2 separate regions of the Homo sapiens genome follow, and region 2 is linked to region 1. The links are chromatin contacts, found by Hi-C or POLR2A ChIA-PET in ENCODE. All regions are on one chromosome and are shown on one strand. Each heading gives the region's core, a stretch centred on a gene start or an enhancer-like site at or near the end of the contact. The rest is flanking DNA. Distances are from core to core; before and after follow the strand shown. Region 1 has its middle 5.6 kb from the start of LIPH. Region 2 overlaps SENP2 (SUMO specific peptidase 2).

Region 1 (7,006 bases), core at 3,308-5,807:
CACCTCCCGGGTTCACGCCATTCTCCCGCCTCAGCCTCCCGAGTAGCTGGGGCTACAGGCGCCCGCCACCACGCCCGGCTGATTTTTTTGTATTTTTAGTAGAGACGAGGTTTCACCGTGTTAGCCAGGATGGTCTCATCTCCTGACCTCGTGATCCGCCCGCCTCGGCCTCCCAAAGTGCTGGGATTACAGGCGTCAGCCACCGCGCCCGGCCCGCCGCTTTCTTTTCTTTTCTTTTTTTTTTTTTTTCAGACAAAGTCTCACTCTACCACCCAGGCTGGAGTGCAGTGGTGCAAGCTCACTGTAACCTCGAACTCCTAGGCTCAAGTGATCCCCCTGCCTCAGCTTCCCTAGAACTACAGGTGTATGCCACCACGCACGGCTAATTTTGTGATTGTAGAGGTGGGATACTTGCTACATTGCCCAGGCTGGTCTCAGAACTTCTGGATTCAAGTGATATTCCCACCTCAGCCTCCCAAAGTGTTGAGATTACAGGCATGAGTCACCGTGCCTGACCCAACATTTAGGTACTTAAAGTCTGTTTTCTTAGCTGTAAAATGAAGATAATAAAATCACACATTTCACAGGGTTGTTATACGGACTAAATGAGATATTACAGCTAAAGTCCTTAGCACTGCGCTAAGGTGAGCGCTCTGGCAGCTTGATAACTGTTGTTATTATCTAGCTGGCCACACATCTGTACCTTTCCTATCCAGCAGAAGGCAGGCTGCACAATGTTGAGAAGAGAGACTTAGACAGGACTTTTAGGACTGGGGGCACCCTAAGTCTTGGGTCTTCAGGTGAGAGACTTCAGTCACCACTTCAGCCTGTTTTTGGTTTTGGTTTTGTCTCCTGCTTGGAGAAATAAATTAAGGAACTGTGAATAAGTGAAACCAAATAGGTCGGGTGTGATGGCCCAGGCCTGTAATTCCAACACTTTGGGAGGCCAAGGCGGGCGGATCACCTGAGGTCAGGAGTTCGACACCAGCCTGGCCAACATGGTGAAACCTCATCTTTACTAAAAATACAAAAGTGAGCCAGGCGTGGTGGCAAACGCCTATAATCCCAGCTACTTGGAAGGCTGAGGCAGGAGAATCGCTTGAATCTGGGAGGTGGAGGTTGCAGTGAGCCAAGATCGCGCCACTGCACTCCAGCCTGGGCGACAGAGTGAGACTCTGTCTTGACAACAAAAAAAAAAGAAAAACCAAATAGATGGCCTGTTAGCCTGTCTATTTTTCGCTCAGCTTTTGTTTAGTTTAGAGAAAAATTTGCTTTTATTGCTGTAAGCTTTACTAATTTGAAAACAACTGCCCTCTGGAACAAATGGAGACTTGTTTCACATCTCTTTTAGGAACCTGTTAGGGAATTCCTTGCTCCCTGTTCAATCAGTGTACTTGCCTGATAAATATTTGTTAGGTCCTGTGAGTTTTAAGTACCATGCCAAGTGCTTATCTACACAGAGCTAATGTACATTTTCCTGGAAACTATCCAATTATAGGAAAGGGAATCATTTCTGTTGGGAGGATTCTTTGTGTTACTTTTTGTTGTTGTTGTTGTTTTTGAAACAGGGTCTCACTCTGTCATCCAGACTTGAGTGCAGTGACTCCATCACAGCTCACTGGTCTTGACCTCCTGGGCTTAAGGGATTCTCCCACCTCAGCCTCCTGAGGAGCTGGGGTCACAGGCACATGTCACCATGCCCTGCTAATTTTTTAATGTTTTTGTAGAGATGGTGTCTCACAGTGTTGCCCAGGCTGGTCTCAAACCCCTGGACTCAAGCAGTCCTCCCGCCTTAGCCTCTCAAAGTGCTGGGATTACAGGCATGAGCCACCGTGCCTGGCCTCTTTGTGTTACTATTAACGATTTTCCTGCTGGTGGGCACAGAAGGTCTCTAACTTCTTAACGTGCTCCTTTCTATTTTAGGCTTTCAGAACAGCACAAAAATCGATGGGAGAATCTGTCCCTTATTTTTTTGCAATAGTGAGAAATATCAAATATAAGAAAACATAAAACATTCCCGAGAATGGGGAGAGGAGAGGCAGGGAGGAGAGGAGAATGGGTTTGACTGTAGAAGAATCTTTTAGTTGGCCAGGCTCATGCCTGTAATCCCAGCACTTTGGAAGGCCGAGGCAGGTGGATCACCTTTGTCAGGAGTTGGAGACGAGCCTGGCCAACATGGTGAAACCCCGACTCTACTAAAAATACAAAAGTTAGCTGGGTGTGGTGGCAGGTGCCTGTAATCCCAACTACTCGGAAGGCTGAGGCAGAAGAATTGCTTGAACCCAGGAGGTAGAGGTTGCAGTGAGCCGATATTGTGCCATTGCACTCCAGCCTGGGTGACAAGAGCAAGACTCCATCTTAAAAAAAAAAAAATCATCTTTTAGTGATGAAATAATTGTGTATCTTAATTGTGGTAGTGGCTATGTGGTGGTGGACAGGTGATAAAATAGCACAGAACTACACACATTTACATGTGAAACTCTAAATGAGATCTGTGGATTGTCAACCAGGGTCAATTTTTTTGTTTTGCTTATTTTTATATTGATTTTTTATTTTTTTGAGACAAGGTCTCACCCTGTCACCCACCACAACCTCCAACTCTTGGGCTCAACTGATCCTCCACCTCAGCCTCCTGAGTAGCTGGGACCATAGGCACAAGCCACTGCACCTATTTTTGTAACTTTCTGAGAACCAATAATTATTTTTATTTTCTTTTAGTTTTCTTTTTTTTTTTTTTGTGACAGTCTTGCTCTGTAGCCCAGGCTAGAGTGTAGTGGTGCAACCTCGGTTCACCACAACCTCCGCCTCCCAGTTTCTAGCTATCCTCCTGCCCCTCAGCCTCCTGAGTAGCTGGGATTACAGGCATGTGCCACCACGCAGAGCTAATTTTTGTATTTTTTAGTAGAGACAGCGTTTTGCCATGTTGGCCAGGCTGGTCTCAAACTCCTGGACTCAGGTGATCCACTCTCCTCGGCCTCCCAAAGTCCTGGGATTACAGGTGTATGCCACCAGGCCCGACCCAAAAATTATTTCAAAATAAAGTTTTCCAGGCTGGGCGTGGTGGCTTATGTCTGTAATCCCAGCACTTTGGGAGGCTGAGGTGGGTGGATCACCTGAGGTCAGGAGTTCGAGACCAGCCTCACCAATATGATGAAATCCCGTCTCTACTAAAAATACAAAAAAATTCACCAGGTGTGGTGGCTTATGCCTATAATCCCAGCTACTTGGGAGGCTGAGACAGGAGAATTGCTTGAACCCAGGAGGTAGAGGTTGGGAGGCAGAGGTTGTGGTGAGCTGAGGTTGTGCCATTGCACTCCAGCCTGGGAAACAAGAGTGAAACTCCGTCTCAAATATACACACACACACACACACACACACACACACACACACAAATTAGCTGGGCATCGTGGCAGGCGCCTGTAATCCCAGCTACTCGGGAGGCTGAGGCAGGAGAATCGCTTGAACCCGGGAGGTGGAGGTTGCAGTGAACCGAGATTGCGCCACTGCATTCCAGTCTGCACAACAGAGCAAGACTCAGTCTCAAAAAAAAAAAAAAAGAACTTTTCCACAATTTTAAAAGATGAGTCAACTCATAATCATTTGAAATAATTTATTCAAAAGTATTCTAAGAAAAAGCATTTCTTCATTTCCAATCAGTTAATTACTATTTTCTCAATTCTATGACCTCCTGATTACAACTCAAGAATACCACAGTTTTCCTAGTTTCCAATCTAGAAACCTATGGGTTTTTCTTCTTCTTTATTAAACCTAGAAGTCACTTGCTACAGAGAACATATTTAAAAGGTACAGGCAAGCTTCCAAACGCATGGACAGGAAAAACAGGTATGAAGTGTAATGGAACTAAGGGGTGGAGATTTTATAACTCTCATTTGTTTCAACAGCCAAGAAAGGTGACCTACGTCCCCACCCGCCCAGGTCTAGGGCTCCAAGCTGGTATATGACTCACTATAACACCCTTTGGTCTTCCCTTCCACATCAGTGACCCTGCCATTTCTCACTTGCAGTCCAAGTTTGGAAAGATAAGTGGGTTTCTTCAATTCATATCCTGCAAAGAGATAAGGGTAACTTTCCCCAATTCCATTTATTTGTTTCATTTCATCATTCCCTCATTTATGGAACATTTCTGGAGCTCTCAGTACAAGAAATAAGGAAGAAATAGAACATGCTCCTTCCCTCAAGAAGATAGACACATTAACAATGAAAATGGTAATAATAATGCTAATATAGGCCAGCATGGTGGCTCATGCCTGTGATGCCAACTGTGGGGGGCGCAAGGCAACATAGTCAAGCTTATGTACAAGGCATTTGAGGTCGGGGCATGGAAAAATACTGAGGCGCTGTGTGTATGTTATTTGTGCATGAGAATGAAACTCGACCCTGAAAACAGGACAGGGAGTGGAGTGTGTGGTGTGATAAGGAACGCTGAAAACAGCCTCCTGAGAATGCAGTTTGAGTGCTTTTACAAGGCCACAGGTGCCTCACGACCCGACCTCAAAAACGCCATCTAGTGGATGTTTGTGGTTTAACAAGCCCTTTCAATAAATACTTGGCGGACGGATGCCGGGGCGGACTCTCTTAGAAGAGCTACCCCGCAATGCCGGGCGCGGTGGCTCACGCCTGTAATCCTAGCACTTTGGGAGACGGAGAGGGGTGGATCACGATTCAAGACCAGCCTGGTCAAGATGATGAAACCCCGTCTCTACTAAAAATACAAAAAAATTAGCCGGGCGTGGTGGCAGGTGCCTGTAATCCCAGCTACTCGGGAGGCTGAGGCAGAGAATTGCTTGAACCCAGGAGGCAGAGGTTGCAGTGAGCCGAGATCATGCCACTGCACTCCAGCCTGGGCAACAGAGCGACTCCGTCTCAAAAAAAAAAAAAAAAAAAGAAGAGCCACCCCCCATTCTAACTGGCGTGAGATGGTATCTCATCGTGGTTTTGATTTGCATTTCTCTAATGACCAGTGATGATCTTTTCTCGTGTCTGTTGGCTGCATAAATGTCTTCTTTTGAGAAGCGTCTGTTCACACATCGGGGCCTGTGGTGGAGTGGGGGGCTAGGGGAGGGATAACATTAGGAGAAATACCTAATGTAGGTGACGGGTTGATGGGTGCAGCAAACCAGGGCACGTGTATACCTGTGTAACAAAACTGCACGTTCTGCACATGTAACCCAAAACTTAAAGTATAGTTAAAAAATAAATAAGAGCTGCCCCCCGCCCCGCTCAGCTGGAATTGTCTGAGAACCCATTTCGTGGCATTCATTGTAAACTATAAGCTCTGCAAGTGGTGTCCCCGACATGATCGCCTTAAAGTTACGTGTGAAGGAGGAGAGCTCATCAATTTTCGGTGAATCTCCACCTGAAAAGAATTCAGAAGATTTAAAGGGAGAGATTCCTGACTCCTATCAGGAGGACACGACCCACACGTAAAATATCAGGTGTTGAGTTATCATGGGTCAGGAAATGACCAAAGAACAGAAAGTTTTTTTTGTTTGTTTGTTTGTTTTGATATGGAGTCTCGCTCTGCCGCCCAGGCTGGAGTGCAGTGGCGCGATCTCCGCTCACTGCAAGCTCCGCCTCCCGGGTTCACACCATTCTCCTGCCTCAGCCTCCCGAGTAGCTGGGACTACAGGCGCCTGCCAGCCTAGTAGAGACGGGGTTTCACCGCGTTAGCCAGAGTGATCTCGACCTCCCGACCTCGTGATCCGCCCGCCTCCGCCTCCCAAAGTGCTGGGATTACAGGTGTGAACCACTGCGCCCGGCCCAGAAAGTATTTTTAAAACAGTGCAACAGCTATTTAAGGCTGTCCAGTGCACTGTAGAGCCTGGAGCTCTACACAAGCTCATGCTTTTAATTCGGCAGGAATGTCCTTGGTTTCCTGATCAAGGAACCTTAGATTTAGAGCTATGGGAGCAGGTAGGTCGCTGCCTGAAAAGAGGATATGAGCAAGGTCATTTTACTAATTTTACTATTTTGACCACCTGGGCGCTGGTACACTCTGCGTTGTATCCTCTTTATCTGCCAGATCGCGGTTAGACGGCCCATTATCTCCACCTGAAAATAATTCAGAAGATTTAAAGGGAGGGATTCCTCTCTCCACTTCATTCCCTTCTATGGGGAATAAGGAAGAGATTTTTTCTAGTGAGGAAAGACAGGAACCAGAACAGCGGGGGCGGGGCAGTGCTCCTCTCTCTACTTCATTCCCTTCTGTAGAGAGGCCTAAGGAGGACATTTTTTCTAGTAAGGATAAGGCGACCGGAGCCTTTTCCTCCCCCTATAGAAAACCCATTGCCCTCCTTTCCTCCACCCTTCAAGGGACCTGCGTTTGTTGGCCCCGTTCGTTCGGCCAACAGCACCTCCCATCCCCCTTAAGGAGACTAGAGGCCGCCCAAGGGACAGTTCTTAGATAAGACCCCCTGGTCAGCGAACATCGGTATGATCGGGTGACCACGTCTCTCAACCAACTTCCCTGCTGGAGGGGTGCCTCCAGGAGGGAAGGAAAGTGGCTGATTATGATTGTCCTCCTAATATGCAAGTTCCCATTTCCTATTTCCAGCATCAGCCTTTCTGGCCTTGTCTTTTTTCTGTTTTTCTGGAGTACGAGGGGAGTTTGCATGCTGCCTCCTGGGTTTTATTCCAGCTAGCTGTAGCTTTCTTGCTGCCTACAGAGGCCTGGGGCAGGAGAGTTGCTAAGATGCCAGGGAGTGCCCATTTGGTCACTGGCAGTCTGGGCAGGTTACCCCTTTCTGGGTTTATGGTGACGGAGGGGAGGCCAAAAGGCACAGAGCAGGCAGCTCCAGCCAGGTCCTGAGGATCCGCCTCACCACGGTCACGTGCCTTAGTAACTGTGCCCAGGAAGTGGCCTGCTGCTGCTTTTCCTACTTCTGCCCTTCCCTGCCACCCCTCGCATGTCTCAGTTGACAAGCAATTTGTTGTCTTCCCTGGCCCCCTAGGGAAAGCGGTAAAAAACAGTCCATGTGCACCCCAA
Region 2 (7,006 bases), core at 1,893-4,392, 71 kb after region 1:
TACTGCTTTTCCTTTCTGTTCTGCTCTTTTGTGTTTGTTTTGTTTTGTTTTGTTTTTGAGATGGAGTCTCGCTTTGTTGCCCAGGCTGGAGTGCAGTGGCACGATCTCAGCTCACTACAACCTCTGCCTTCTGGGTTCAAGCAATACTCCTGCCTCAGCCTCCCCAGTAGCTGGGACTACAGGCATGCGCCACCATGCCCAGCTAATTTTTGTATTTTTAGCAGAGATGGGGTTTCACCGTGTTGGCCAGGCTGGTCTCGAACTCCTGACCTCGTGATCCACCTGCCTCAGCCTCCCAAAGTGCTGGGATTACAGGCGTGAGCCACCGCGCCTGGCCTGTTCTGCTCTTTTGTTTAATTCTCCATGGCTTTGCATTTGATTGGAAACTCAAGTATGTTGGGAATTCTTGAGAATTTGTAACAGTGGATTCTCAACCTTTTTACAACTGAGGACAACCTCATTAAAGAATATTTTTCATCCACAGACCTTATTTTGATAGATGTTGTCTACCAAGCAAACTGTATGTATTCCATGAATACAAACTGTAATACAAACTCTATTACGTGAAGTAACTAGGACTCCCGTGCTGAATTAATATAATTCCAGTAAAAAATAAAGGCATTTATTGCTTAGTCTCAGCAGTTTTACTAAGAGCAAATGTGCAGTTTTTACTAGATGTTTTGAACTATTTAAAATAATTTAAGAATCATGTGTTAAGACTTTTTAGCCCCCACCCCTAGGGAGGACATCACTAGTTTATTATTATTATTATTATTATTTTGAGATGGAGTCTTGCTCTGTTGCCCAGGCTGGAGTGCAGTGTGGTGTGATCTTGGCTCACTGCAACCTCCCTCTCAGGTTCAAGCGATTCTTCTGCCTCAGCCTCCCCAGTAGCTGGGACTACAGGCATGTACCACCATGCCTGGCTAATTTTTGTATTTTTAGTAGAGACAGGGTTTCACCATATTGGCCAGGCTGGTCTTGAACTCCTGACCTCAGGTGATCCACCTGCCTTGGCCTTCCAAAGTGCTGGGATTACAGGCATGTGCCACCACGCCCGGTGACATCACTAGTTTATAGTAAGGGACATCCAACTATTTATAATGATACATCAGGAGTGCCTCAATAATGTGAACTTCTTTTTTTGTTTGAGACGGAGTTTCGTTCTTGTTGCCCAGGCTGGAGTGCAATGGCGCAATCTCAGCTCACTGCAACCTCCGCCTCCCGGGTTCAAGCAAGTCTTCCGCTTCAGCCTCCCAAGTAACCGTGATTACAGGAATGCGCCACCACCCCTGGCTAATTTTGTATTTTTAGTAGAGACGGGGTTTCTCCATGTTGGTCAGGCTGGTTTCGAACTCCTGGCCTCAGGTGATATGCCCACCTTGGCCTCCCAAAGTGCTGGGATTACAGGCGTGAGCCACCGCGCCTGGCCAAGAATGTGAACTTCCGTATACACTAGAAGGACTAGTTGTACTACGGGTAATTTTGGAGTTGCTTTTTGTGTTGCTGCTTTGCAAATTGCCCATGTAGTGATTCTCAGTTAAAGCAGAATCATTTATTAAGCAAAACATCTCATTGTTTCATGTTGCCAAATAGCAAAGCAGTTGGCTGTTCTCTGAACCTAATAAGATGAGATTTTAAAGGGAGAAGTTGCTGTTTGAACAGAATTGGCAATGTACAACGCCTGGTAGAGCAGAAAGAAACTTGTAGATTTTGTTGTTTTTTATTTAAATAAATACGTTTTTCTCATAAAAAAACAGAATATGTTCATTTTAGAATGTTTTGAAAATTCATATAAGTAGAAAAGTTGCCTATTGTGCCACCACGTGGATATTTGCAGGACTGTGAAGTTGTACTATACTGTATAATTCTACATCCTGCTTTGGTTTTCCTTAACATATAAAAATGCTTATGGTAGGCCGCCTGTGGTGGCTTTTGCCTATAAATAATCTCAGCACTTTGGGATGCTGAGGCGGGCGGATCACCTGCAGTTAGGAGGTCAAGACCAGCCTGGCCAACATGGTGAAACCCTGTCTCTACTAAAAATATAAAAAATAAGCCGGGTGTGCTGGCACATACCTGTAGTCCCAGCTACGCTGGAGACTGAGGGACAAGAATCGCTCGAACCCAGGAGGCAGAGGTTGCAGTGAGCAGATCGCGCCACTGCACTCCAGCCTGGGTGACACAGCAAGACTCCATCTCAAAAAAAAAAAAAAAGTGCTTATGGTACATATCATGTAATTATGAACTGTTAAAAATGGTTTTATAAGTATGTTCCATGATGTAAAAATGTCAACACTTAGAAAAAGCACATGGACATCCTGCTTTATTACATGATTACACCTGAAGGTTGTGCTGCCATGCACATTAATATGTAATGCGGGCGTTGTTTATGGGGTTCTTTGCAGCACCAGATGCCTCTCTTCCGGAAGAAGATGGTGTGGGAAATCCTTCATCAGCAGTTGCTGTGAGAAAACTTTGCCTGGTCCCTCTAGCTGCTGGTGGTTCTTTCACAGACATTTCCATATACCTCATGCATTGTGGGTTAAAAAGTCCCTGCATCACTTCTGTTCTCACAGGTACTGAGCTGTCAAAAGTGCATGAAGGCCTCTCACTGTACTCTAGTCCTGACTTGGGGTGCAGAGGGCTGCTTGCAATCCTGTTTGTAAGGCTGTGCCTGCTCAGAGCTTTGGACTGTTCAACCCACACAAGAACAAACGCTAACTAATATTTTTTTTAAGAGATTCTTTTCCCTATGAATGTGGGAAATGCAGGATTTATTCTGTGAATTGTTTGTTTCTGTGTGTTTGTTCAGCGTATTCATTCACTCACTCGTTTGCAAACATAATGGGCAGTGGTCATTTACTGCTGCTCTTTTACAGTTAGCTCTAAATTACTTGTTTGAACTATTTATTTCTGAAAGGAATGTTACTCAAGCTGCCACTCCCTGCTGAAGAGCAGGAGGGAACTCTCACTGGGGGCGGAAGGAAGTGGAGCTGGAGCAGTAACTGCCAACATGAAGCTGGAGGGTTTGGGATTTTTTTTGTTTTTGTTTTTTTGAGGCTCAAAAAATGCTGGGAGAAATGAAAATGCTGTGGGATAGGGCTCCTGTTGCCTTTCAGAGGAAGTCTGACACTACAGCGTTGGCACAGTGCCGTGAACAGTGGAACTGTGCCCAAGGGACTCTGATTATCCAAGCATCTTCCGAAGAGTGTTGTGGTCACCTTAAAGAGACTTCCCCTTCTGGAAATGTGGTGACTTGGCTTAGTCTTCAAACTGGATTCATGGATTTGAAGTAACTGTAAACCCTAAATCTTCATTTTCATCCCAGATCTGGTTGAGTATAAACCTCAGAATTGTAGGGGCTGGCCTGAGCTGTTTATTTCAAAAGATACTATTCAATTTAAAGCTATTTTTCCTCAGAGTTTTTGTTTTCTATATATTAAGTCTAAATTAAGTTTTCTACTCATTAAGACTAACATCTCCCCACTCCATCCCCACTGAAATTTGTGGAAGAAAATTTAGTACTTGGCTCTGAGGTTGCCAGTTATACAATAATCTATTTTGCATATGAAAGTTTGTATTTAACTTTTTTGTTCATTAAAAACCTTACTGATATGGTTATAACTTCAGACAGTTTAGAGTTGGTCAGAACATATTTTGCAAGATCTAGTGCCTAGTGTTGCTTTTCTGATGTAATAAAAGGTGGTCTGGCAGAACCTAAAAAAGTATATGCTGAAATGATTTCTAACCCTCTCCCTACTTAAACCTCCCAGACTTGTTCTGGTTCATAAAAGCAAGAGGTAAAACTGGAAAAATTGTGCACGTGTTACCTATGAATCTACACGCCTGCCATTTGCAGTGCTCCGGCTGCTGGTCCCAGAGGTATACTGGTTACAGCTATTGCAGCCAGTTCCCTGAGACTTGTAAAACTCCTGGTTTAGGACATGGGGCCTGTGGTGTGGATGGAAAATGCTGGGCCTACTGGATGGTCAGCCAGAGGCCATGTGGTGGGTGATGACTGAAGCGGGAGCAGGTTGTACCACACCTCTCCCCCCCCCCTCCCACTCCCCCTCCCTCCCTCTCCCCTCCCCCTCCCTCCCTCCCCCCTCCCTCCCTCCCCCCCCTCCCCCTCCCTCCCCCTCCCTCTCTCCCTAACACCCACCCTCCCCCTTTCCCCCACCCTCCCCCCTTCTCCCCTTTCCCCACCCTCCCTCCCCCCTTCCCCCTCCCCCCCCCCCCCCCGCAGCCCCTGCTCCTTTCTCTGGGCTCCTGGCATTGTGCCAGTGAGTGCTGGGACCAGGTAATGAGCACAGCCAAAAAGGCCAGAGGTTCACTAGGTCAGCATCATACCAAACGCCTGGCTTTCACCAGGCATCAGTGTGCTTCACTTGAGAGTTTGGTACCATGGTTAAGATCGAGTCCATGCTAGGTAAGTCCTGTTAGGAATGTCAGTTTGTATTCCGCCCACGTGAATGATGCTGAGCTTAATGTATTATTTTGAGGGGCTTCTTCAGAGCAGTTCTCACTGAGCTTTCCATTAACCTACACTCTTCCGGACGGCTCTTAAAACTTGCAGGACATAATGAAATTGGGAAGAGCAGAGTGTTGAAGTCTATAGCATGGCCTTCTGCTTGACCCTGAGTTCCTGAATTGAATGTGGGAGACCACAGGCCATACTTCTCTAGGCACTCACATGTCTCCCTTGGCATAAGGAAACATGTTAGTAATATAGTTTTTTAGATCCAAACAGTTTATTTGGATCTAAAAGTTTAAGTGTTCAGTTGAAAAACAGCTATTGATTTTATTAGTAGCAAATTATCACCATTAAAGCCAGTGGTTTTTTTTTTGTTTTTTTTTTTTGTTTTTTTTTTTTTTTTTTGCGACAGAGTCTCTTGTCGCCCAGGCTGGAGTACAATGGTGTGATCTCAGCTCACTGCAACCTCCGCCTCCCAGGTTCAAGCGATTCTCCTGCCTCAGCCTCCTGCGTAGCTGGGATTACAGGTGCCCACCACCACACCCTGCTAATTTTTGTACTTTTAGTAGAGATGGGGTTTCGCCATGTTGGCCAGGCTGGTCTTGAACTGCTGACCTCAGGTGATCCACCCGCCTCGGCCTCCCAAAGTGCTGGTATTACAGTCATGAGCCACCTCACCCAGCCTGTTTTTGAGACGGAGTTTCACTTTTGTCGCCCAGGCTGGAGTGCAATGGCGCTATCTCAGCTCACTGCAACCCCCACCTCCCAGGTTCAAGCGATTCTCCTGCCTCAGCCTCCCGAGTAGCTGGGATTACAGGCATGTGCCACCACCCCTGGCTAATTTTGTATTTTTAGTGGAGACGGGGTTTCTCCATGTTGGTCAGGCTGGTCTTAAACTCCCGACCTCAAGTGATCTGCCCGCCTCGGCCTCCCAAAGTGCTGGGATTACAGGCGTGAGCCATTGCACCTGTCCCTGCCAGTGTGTTTTTAAAATAGTTTAGGGGGTTGAGAAAAGATGCAGTGAGCCATTATTCTCCTTTAGCAGGTAGTCTCTTAAAAATTGATGTGGATTTTAAAAATATACCATTGAGAACACGTATCTTTCTCAAACTTGACCTTGAACAGAGCTGGATGGGGGTGGGAGGGAAACAGATTTGGGGCATATGGAAGATATTCTTGGGAGCCCCATATTCTACCTCAGTTACCGAAGGCTATTAGAACCTCTGAATTTTTCCTCCTCTGAAATCCTAAGCACAACTTCAGAAAACCATGTCTGATAGCGGATGTCTTCCTGCTGTGAGGAGCTGCTTGATGTGGGGACCAAGGTGTGGGTGTGGGCGGAATGTATCCTAGTAGAAACAGTGAACCTCAGATATGAATAAATAAGCAAGAGACCGAAAGTTAAGTGTGTGACAACCTCAGTACTGTAGTTAAGCTACATTCTTTAAATTAGCTTTTGTGAACTGATTGGGAACCTAATCTCTTTTGTAACTGTTTGAGAAAAACTCTGAAGCACCTGATATTCAAACAAACTTATGGTACTTACTAACTCATTTGTAAATTGGCGATGTAGCTGGCTGTAGTATTGCTTTGATAATTTTTTTCTTTTAATTTACCTAATATATATAAGGAAGGGGTTTGGATATATTAAAATAGGTGTTAATTTTATCTATTTACCAATAAATTCATCTCTTTAATTCAGTGGCTTTCACTTGTTTTTTATTGCAACTCATAGGAATAAGTATTTTATGTTGTGACCACACACACACACACACACAGTGTGATTGTATATGGACACAAACAACATTGCACATACACTTTTGTGAAGTAATACATATCCTTACTATGATGATAGTTTTATTTCAGTTTTTAAAAACATTTAGGTTGTAACCACCAAGTTGATTTCTCTGCCCACTAATGGACAGATAATGCAGAGAAGGAAAATACTGCTCTAAGTGACCTGACCGCGAGGCAAATGATGTTTAAAACCATAAAGCCTGAGACCAAAAAATACCATATATATTATAAATGTGAGGCTGTTTTGAGATGACTCCATCTAAATCTAGGAAAACAGACTAGCAGCTTTGAGACTTTTGATGGAAATATGTGGTGGAAACAATCTTTAGGTTCTCAGATGGGCATTTCCTAAAATGTGTTAAGTAGAAGTCTTGTAACTTGTATAAAAAATATGAAATCCCAGCACTTTGGGGGCCATTGAGGCAGGAGAATTGCTTGAGCCCAGGAGTTTGAGACTAGCCTGGGCAAGATAGCAAGACCTCAGTTTTTTTTTGTTGTTGTTTTTTTTTGTTTGTTTGTTTTTAAAGGATATAAAGCAAAGGGTCTGTGGGCCAATGAATATGTGTACCATGTCCTTTCCTCCTGGGGATGTATAACAAACATCATAAGAAGTTTGATATGAACGAGTTATGTCTTAACCTAGCATTTCCCAAAACTTGGACATTGAACCCTTTTCTATGAGACACCTGTGGAACTATTTTTTGGAATACACTTCTTAGGAAAGTGCCAGGA

The links. Hi-C counts contacts between places; a loop is a spot of excess contacts on that map. ChIA-PET counts read pairs that join two places held with the same protein, here RNA polymerase II (POLR2A). Pooled maps may share reads with other maps.
Region 2: a pooled map shows a loop between it and region 1 (2.9-fold over the local background). The contact joins two enhancer-like sites. A Hi-C loop is called at or near these places in 1 of 50 pooled maps. POLR2A ChIA-PET finds 5 or more read pairs at or near these places in 5 of 52 experiments (BJ, Caco-2, H1 and 2 more).

The regions. Positions count from the first base shown.
Region 1 is chr3:185,554,679-185,561,684 of GRCh38, forward strand. No RefSeq gene overlaps it. Among named protein-coding and RNA genes, the nearest start is that of LIPH, 5.6 kb to the left of the region's middle. RefSeq lists an enhancer at 151-826. Within about 2 kb of position 4,558, at least 16 of the 41 ENCODE cell types and tissues checked have a DNase peak (open chromatin) inside an H3K27ac peak, as active enhancers do.
Region 2 is chr3:185,627,374-185,634,379 of GRCh38, forward strand. SENP2 (SUMO specific peptidase 2) reads left to right here. Exons shown (of 17, transcript NM_021627.3): 17 at 2,409-6,178. The coding sequence ends at 2,471. Among named protein-coding and RNA genes, the nearest start is that of SENP2, 45 kb to the left of the region's middle. Within about 2 kb of position 3,143, at least 15 of the 41 ENCODE cell types and tissues checked have a DNase peak (open chromatin) inside an H3K27ac peak, as active enhancers do.